2 separate regions of the Homo sapiens genome follow, and region 1 is linked to region 2. A link is an interaction called in ENCODE POLR2A ChIA-PET data of the cell type or tissue named here. Cell type or tissue: HepG2. All regions are shown on one strand. Each heading gives the region's core, and the rest is flanking DNA. Links, peaks and the distances in the headings are about the cores only.

The links. Peaks named below come from ENCODE experiments on the same cell type or tissue, not always from the same donor. Only the 100,000 strongest peaks of a DNase experiment are listed, where the experiment ranks them.
Region 1: POLR2A ChIA-PET joins it to region 2 with 5 read pairs; 2 of 35 experiments call an interaction of 5 or more read pairs at or near these places.

Annotation. Positions count from the first base shown.
Region 1 is chr13:27,393,805-27,398,201 of GRCh38, forward strand. No RefSeq gene overlaps it. Among named protein-coding and RNA genes, the nearest start is that of GTF3A, 29 kb to the right of the region's middle. In HepG2, for the core only: no CTCF peak of the experiment used is centred there; a DNase peak (open chromatin) is centred at 2,667; H3K4me3 peaks cover 449 bases.
Region 2 is chr13:27,475,175-27,479,571 of GRCh38, forward strand. No RefSeq gene overlaps it. Among named protein-coding and RNA genes, the nearest start is that of MTIF3, 27 kb to the left of the region's middle. In HepG2, for the core only: no CTCF peak of the experiment used is centred there; a DNase peak (open chromatin) is centred at 2,267.

The sequences.
Region 1 (4,397 bases), core at 313-4,312, 81 kb before region 2:
AGGGCCGTTTTTGGTAAACGACTTAGCTTGCCTATTTGTCATTTTCCTGACTTCACCAGATTTCTACAGTTTATTCTTTGAACATCGTGTGTCTTTGATCAAAGGTTAATTTAAGGCTTTGGTCTTAGAAGGCCTGATGAGCAGATTGAGGAAAACCCCTATCGTCGTCCAAAGGTTCAGGTCAGCCACAGTCTTCACAGTTAAGGTCTAGAGCAATGAGCAATATCTACATGTGAACATTTTCATGTGTTTCTTTGTCTTTCATTAATTAATTAATTTTTTTTTTTTAGAAATGAGGTCTTGGTATGTTTCTCAGGCTGATGTCTTTCTAATGCAGGAGTTCTGATTTTTTTGGTCTTTGGGCCTCTTTACACGGCCAAAGAGCTTTTATTTGCATGGGTTATACATCTACCCCTATTTACCATGAACAGAGAAATGTAAAAATACTGATTTGAGGCTGGCATGGTGGCTCACACCTGTAATCCCAGCACTTTTGGAGGCCGAGGTGGGTGGATCACTTGAGGTCAGGAGTTCGAGACCAGCCTGGGCAACATGGCGAAACCTCATCTCTATTAAAAATACAAAAATTAGCTGGGCGTGGTGGCGCACGTCTGTAATCCCAGCTACTCGGGAGGCTAAGGCACAAGAATTGCTTGAACCCTGGAGGCGGAGGTTGCAGTGAGCCAAGATTGTGCCACTCCACTCCAGCCTGGATGACAGTGAGAAAAAGAAATACTGATTTGTTAATTCACTTAAAATAACAGTAGTAAATCCTTTACTTGTCAACGTACATATTCTTATAAAAAATAATTATAGTTTTCAAAACAAAACATTAAGTGGAAAGAGTAGCATTGCTTTTCATTTTTGCAAATCTCTTTAATGTCTTGCTTTGTAGTTTGCAAATCCCTTTAACAGCTGGTTCTCACGTCTGTTTCCATCTCTTGTAATAGGCTGTTGAGTTGCAGGATATTAAGAACACCCAGCATCACTAGATATGCTGTTGGGAAAGGGAGAAGCCTGGGGACCTCTGAAAGTGTCTTGGGTCCCCCCAGGGATCCTTGGACCACACTTTGAGAATGGCTGATCTAGGGGATTTCCTCAGGTTTGGTTTGATCTTTCCTCTAGGTTGCAGTAGATATGCAAAGCTGGACTTTTTTATTGGAGTCTTTGGGCAACGTGGTCTTTTTAGAAAATTTGGGGAATAGTCAACTGAAAATAGGATAATGAGGGAAGACAGCGTCTCCAGAAGGCTTTTTTTGGGATGAGGCGGTGAAGTCTGTTTTTTTCTTATAAACAAGACTCTGAAGACAAGGTCTGCATGTACTCAGGAGGCTCCAGCATTTGGCGGGACCGAACAATGCTTCGAAACTAGCCCGGCCGCAGAGGACGCCCAGGTGATCCAGTCCTGGGAAAACGGGGCGTTTTAAGCAGCTGTGTAAAAGTAGCGTCTACCATGGCTTTCCTTTTAACGAGATTAGTCTTGCTTTTCCCCTCCTCTTTATTTCACTGTCTGGGGGCCACCTCTTGGCTCTCATGGTAATGTGATTAGCTGGCCTGTGGCCCACACCGAGACCACTGTCACAAAGATCTCTGCTTACTTGAGTGCACCTCTCTCCTGAATGCAACATCTTGTGTTTATAGTCACAGGGGGTATTGTTAACTCTGGGATTCAAATAGAATGGGATATTTACGACAGCCTCCTACCTCCCCCACCACCATAAAAGTTGATTCAGGGAGACATTTAGGGAAGAAATAGACAGAAGACAGATGTGTTGCCTTCCCCAGATGCTGAGGAGCCTCAATTGTTCTGCTTATGTAATGACTTTTTATGGCTGCTTGCAAATGCCTCTTTTGACTTTTAAAAAGGTGCCAAAGTCAAATATAGGTAGTTACTGAGAACGTTTTAGTAATCTCACCGGACACTCCAGCTGGCTCAAAACTCTTCATCAGAGGATATATAATAAGCATACATCCCTTTCCCACTTCATGGATATAACTGTGGTTTCCTCTTGTTTGTATTTAAGACTGCATGTGTAGCTACAAAAAAGCAATAGTGTCTTGGACAATGAACATTTTCCCATAAATCCTTAATGGTTCAATAATTGTTTTAAAGGCAATTTATATAATTACAGCAAGAAGAAAATGAAGTTAATGGAGATTGCGGACCTCCACTTCTTTTCTTTTAATGCAAATCAATACATCCAGTTATCTCTGAAGGACAAATTTGATTTCAGTGATTTTGATAATTTAGGTTAAATTGAATAGGAAAATGTCCAGGACAGTGAGAGTTTTCCTGTCCACAATGCTGTATTTTCATCAGCTTTTGGCCTCTCACTTTAGAGACGTTCTGCTTAAACACTCTCACGCTAGATGTGATCCCAGCACACGGGTCAGCATTGTGCACCTCAGCCTTGACTTGGGAGGGATGTGTAGGAGGGTACTGGGTGCTCCACAGACCTGCGTCCACTGTTACTTCTCTCCTTCAGAGCCTGCAGCTGAGAAGCAAATCCGCAACTGATAGACAAATGGCAAGACAGGGCAGAGTGCTGGAGTACATGCTTCCCAAGAACAGAACTCACTCTTCGCCTATGAGCCTAGTGCAAATGTCTTCTCACCTTTGAACAGTAATGGTAAATGTTTAACAACTAGCTCTTTGGGGAGAAAAAGAATAAGGCCTGCTTTGTTGTGTTTGCCATTCCTGTGGTGTAAACACTCTCCTGTGGCTGATTCCAAGCCACCACGGTGACGTTGCTGAACCTGGGGTTGGGAAGAGAGGTGGGCACTGGCTTCAGCATGCCTCTGCATGCACTTCCGCTTTTTTCTGCTTAAATTATTGGTTAGATGCCCATACGCTCATCCTTTCAGGGAGACTGTAAGCATGGTGAAGGCAAAGGGAGTGTGCTATAGTCCCTGCATCATTCACAGTGCCAGGCACAGTGCCCCACAATACAAAGTCCTCCATAAATTGTCACTCAATTGCATCACTACACTACTTGTATTGTTGCAATTGTTGGTATTGTTAGTTAATACTTATTGACTAAAATTTATTCTTGTTTTTTCTTTTTTTTGAGACAGAGCTTCGCTCTTTCACCCAGGCTGGAGTGCAGTGGTGCCATCTTGGCTCACTGCAAGCCCTGCCTCCTGGGTTCACACCATTCTCCTGCCTCAGCCTCCCAAGTAGCTGGGACTACAGGCGCCCGCCACCACGCCTGGCTAATTTTTTGTATTTTTGATAGAGATGGGGTTTCATCGTGTTAGCCAGGATGGTCTCAATCTTCCAACCTCATGATCCGCCCGCCTCGGCCTCCCAAAGTGCTGGGATTACAGGCATGAGCCACCGTGCCCGGCCTTTTTTTTTTTTTTTTTTTTTTGAGGCAAGAATCTTACTCTATTGCCCAGACTGGAGTGCAGAGTGCAATCTCTGCTCACTGCAACCTCTGCCGCCTGGGTTCAAGCAATTCTCATGCCTCAGCCACCTGAGTAGCTGGGATTATACGTACACGCCATCATGACAGGCTCATTTTTTGTATTTTTAATAGAGACGGAGTTTCGCCATGTTGGCCAGGCTGTTGTTGAATTCCTGACCTCAAGTGATCTGCCAGCCTTGACCTACCAAAGTTTTGGGATTACAGGCTTGAGCCACTGCACCCGGGCTAACATTTATTCTTATAAGAGCTTCACTTGCATTATTTCATTTGGTGATGACAAACATAAGCATGTATTAGAGAGAATATGTTGGTTGAAAGAACTGAAGAGTTGCTATCAGAGTTGTCCTCATTCGATGTCTGGAAACCAGGAAAGAATGTTTATTTATATTCTCACCTCGTCTCCTCTTGCTCTTCCCTGCTTCCCAGAGCACTTTCTTCCTCCCTGTTCTCTTTTCTCTTCCCACCCATTGCTTGTCTTCTCTCTTTTTAATTTTTGTGTATATATAAATATTTGCAAATAATTCTCAATCATTAGAGTGAAAACATTTTTCTTTATTCCACTTACAATGATCAACGTCATCCTCTTGCAAAAACAAATCTTTTGTGTGTTTCCCTTATCAAGTAGTTAGGGGAATCCAAATATCTTCTCAAATCAAATCTTATAACCCTCCTGGCCTTGAAGCCCCAGAACGCCAGACAAAGGATGAGCCAGAAAGGGCGATGACAGGACCACGTTTCTTTCAGGCCTTTGCCAACCTGCGAAGGTTCTCTGGACAGTGCTCTGAAGGGGATTCGAAGGTTCAGTGACCCAGGAGCCCAGAGACTTGAGGTATCATTTCAGCTGAACTACGGAATTACTTAACTTTGGGGAAATCATTTCCCCCATATTCATTCAACATTGGAAAAACTTCCATGTTCTAATTTATGTATCAATCACTTGGGAATAACAACACGTTTTCTTATAGGTCT
Region 2 (4,397 bases), core at 87-4,086:
TTGTCCCAGGTGATTCATTGGGGATCCTAGCCACAGTCTTTTACTTTCATCCTCAAAGGCCTATGATGACAAACATAGCCAGGCTCAGCCCCAGCCCACCTGGCAGGTAAAGACAGCTAACGGCATGCCGTGGAAGCTCAGATGCCCCCAGTTTACGGAGCTCCAACCCTCTGCTGGGTTTGTACAGGAGCTCACGGTTGAAAGAGGCAGCCTCCATTGGAACAAACACCCAATCAGACATTGTGGAAAACAGAGAACATCCCCCGAGGAATTTTTAGGTGGGACTTCCTACCTAAGGAGATGAATACAGTATCATCTCTCACCTGCACTCCTGAAAGTGTCATATCTGGTTCTGTTTTTCACGATCTAACCCTCCTTCTAATCTGTTCTCCACCTGGCAGCTAGGATGTTCTTTGTTTATAAAAACTGGTTAAAATACACATAACATAAAATTTACCATTTTAACCATTTTTAAGTTGAAGTTCAGCAGCATTAAGAACATTCACTTTGTTGTGCAACCAGCACCATGATCCATCTCCAGAACCCCCTTCATCTTCTCAAATAGAAACTCTGTGCTCATTAAACAACCACTCCCCATTCCCGCCTTCCCCAGCCCCTGGCAACCACCGTTCTATTTTCTGTCTCCAGGAACCTGACTGTTCTGGTACCTCACATAAGTGGAATCTTGCGGTGTTTGTCCCCTTGTGCCTGGCATAGCATGATGTCCTCAGAGTTCATCCAGTCGTAGCATGTGACAGGATTTCCTTTGTTTTTAAGGCTAAATCATACTCTACATTTTGTGTATCTGTTCATCCGTTGATGGACACTGGGTGGTTTTAGAATGTTCTTTGCAAAAACGCAAGACTGATTGTATGACCGCAGGTGGGATGAGGCCCAAATCTTTAAAAAGCCATCAGGCTGTGCCCCCTTTGCAGGATCACCAGCCTCCCTCCATCCCAGGCCCCCAGTGTCCTCTCATTCCTCTGGGGCCTGGGCCTGGGAAGCTGTTCCCACAGCTTTTCACCTGGTTAACTCCTCACGCCAGTCCAATCCAAACCCAGGGTCCCATCCAAGTCAGAAGCACAGCCTCCTCTCTCAGGGCCCCTTGTGCTTCCTCCCAGCACAGCTCAGACCTGTCATTACACATCTGGTTCTGTGGGGGACCCCTGTTTCTGCCGGTGGACCCCTGTTTCTGCCGGTGGACTCCAAACCCAATGTTTAGCTCACCCCGGCAGTCCTGAATGCCTGACAGATAGGCGGCGCTCCACAGATGTGAATGTGGTGAAAGAATAAATGTTGGAAGGAGCATGGGGCTGGAGGCAGGCTAAATTTATTATTGATTGATTGATTGATTGATTGATTGATTGACAGAATCTTGCTTTCCCACCCAGGCTGGAGTGCAGTGGTGCAATATTGGCTCACTGCAACCTCCATCTCCTGGGTTCAAGCAATTCTCCCGCCTCAGCCTCCCAAGTAGCTGGGACTACAGGCATGCACCACCATGCCCGGCTAACTTTTTGTATTTTTAGTAGAGATGGGGTTTCGTCATTTTGGCCAGGCTGGTCTCGAACTCCTGACCTCAGGTGATTTGCCCACCTCAGCCTCCCAAAGTGCTGGGATTACAAGTGTGAGTCACTGTGCCTGGCCATTGCTTGAAGAATTTAGAGAATAAAACACCAGCACAGCACCCAGCATATAGTAGACACTCAGCAACATCACCGCCCTTCTTTTCTCTTACCCTAAATCTAGTCTGAAGGGAGATATGGGTGAGAACACATTTGCTCCCATAATTACCCTGAATTGTATTGGCTGACACGTAAAGCAGCATTTCCCTTGGAGAGAAGAATGGTGGAAAGGGTCTGGGGCCTTGGGTACCTTATAAGGTCCAGAAACCCTCTTGGCAAGGCCTGAATGCCCTACCTCAGCTCCATCAGCATTACCACCACCTGACCTTGTCCTGAGCCATAAGCCCTGGTGTTAGCTGTGGATACAGGAGCAAGGGCTTGGGGCAGGGGTGAAATTCTCCCTAGAACTACAACTGGAATGACACCCAGCAGGAGAAAGCCTCAATATGACTGTGTAAGATCACGGTGGTTCAGGAATCCCTTTTTTCCTACACTGTCCTGAGCAGGCTGAGCTCAGAACCACGAACATCTGCACACACGGGCAGCTGGCCCCGTCACCGGCCTCCAGGGGCAGTGCCCCCGCCATTATTAGTCATTACTAGAGCAAACATTAGTACAAGTACACACACAATTGCAGAATCATTGCTCTGATTGGAAACACTGGTGTGGAGTCTTGCAAGCATTCACTGGGTGAGACGGAAACTGTGAACTTGTTTTTCTAGGCTCAGACACTTCTTTCAGATCCAGGGCTGACAAAGAAAGGCCCATTACGTGGGGCACCTCCCCCAGGACTTCCTCTTCAAATATCAGCTAGATCAGGTTCCTTCTATGCAAATCATTTGCGCATTTATCCTGCTTTTCATTAACATAATATCTCCTGAGCCATCACCCTAGCCTCTCTCCTTTAAACATTTCACAGTCAAACGGAGCTCAACAGAAAGAGGGGTGATACCAGCGTCTTTGTTAAGGCGGTAGTCTTTATTCGTGTCTCCTCTGCCTGCTATATATTACTGTATGCCATAGCCACATCCAAAATGCTTTATTTTTTAGTGAAGAACAAAATAAAGCTGAGATGATCTACTCCTGGATTCAGAAGCCCCAAAATCTCAAGGAAATTGTGAATTCTACCTGTATGCACACAGTACACGATACTATGCTTGTTATCTATGAGACGGGCCAGATACTAGGTAGAACCTAAGAATAAATTGTGCAGCGGATGCGTTCTTTGCAAAAGACACTTATTACTGAGGACACATCTCCTCTGGATGGAGAAGTTATTCTGTGTAGGAGGGGGCTGAAGTGGGGGTTTCTACACCACCCTTTCTGGGAGAGCATGCTTCATTGCTTTGCCAGGTAGGGTCAGGTGGATGGGGTGGGCACCCCACAGTCCTATTCTGCTACTGACCACTTCCTCCCAATGGCACCTTTTTACAGTTTCTCACTTGATTTGTGCACACAAACACACAAGATCGTTCTTCTGGGGTCTGTATATGGTGATGTCGGCGTGTTTCCAATTCATTCTTCCTTTGTACCAGCACTTCGTAGGGAAACATAGGAGAGAACCCACTCGATGTTGTTAGGCTGAATTAATTTCATGTTTTGGGGTGGGAGGTAGGGGGACTTTCTGACTTCAAAGAGCCTTTGATTCTTATGTGATAAAACAGGGTACAGAACCATATATGATATAATCTTAGCTATGAATACAACCAACCCTGACACACCCACAAACACACACACAGGCTTGTGCATATATGCAATTTAAAAAAAGACTTCATACTGATACATCATAATGTTAAGAAAGCTTCTTCTGAGTGGCTGGGATTATCATTGGTTTTTAGTTTATTTTTTATTTTTTCTTTCAAAATGTCTATAGAAGCCTATATTACTCTTGTAATCAAAAAAGGTTACAAGAGTAACCTTTTATTTTGTTTCTTCTATAAAATAAAATCTTTTAATGTTTTTTCCTCTATAAAAATACCCTGGAAACTGATTAATTCTTAAGTAGTCATCAGGCAAATTTTTCAGAGGAATTAATTAACAGCTAGCTTAGAGCAAGGCATTGGAGAAATAGAACATGACATTAATATTCCAGGTTGAGGGAAAGATAGAGTGGTGACATGGAAGAGGAGAGGAGCTTGGCCATGCAGGATGATCTTACCAATGCCATGGCTTTCTTACTGGTGTTTATCTGGGACACACACATACACACAGCCTCTTCTTCTGCCATCTCCTAGTTCTGACACTCAGCCCTGAGCAGCCCTCAATCCAGCAGATGGAATACCTCCATGCCCAGGCTTTAAGGCCATAATCAAACTAATACTGTCTTAGTCTATTTTGTGCTGCTATACCAGAATACTTAAGAACATAAACTTTTTTCTCACAGCTCTGGAGGCTGAGTAGTCCAAGATCAAGACACTGTCATCTGGCAAGGGCCTTCTTGCTGAGTCCTCACGTGGCAGAAGACGGAAGAGTGAAAAAGAATCCAACTTCTGCTGTCAAGCCCTTTTAAAACAGTATTAATCTATTCAAAAGAGCAGAGCCCTTGTGACCCAAACACCTCCCAACACTGTTGCATCGAGATTAAGTTTCCAACATATGGATTTTGAGGGACACATTCAGATCATAGCAGATATTAGCAGTCAAGGTCCAACCAGGAAAATGAAAATATCTCCAAATATTTAAAATGAGGAAAATAAATTTAAGAATTGGCTTCATAAATGAAGGAAGAGCTAAGAGGCCAACAGGGACCATGAAGCCACTGAGAGATTAGTA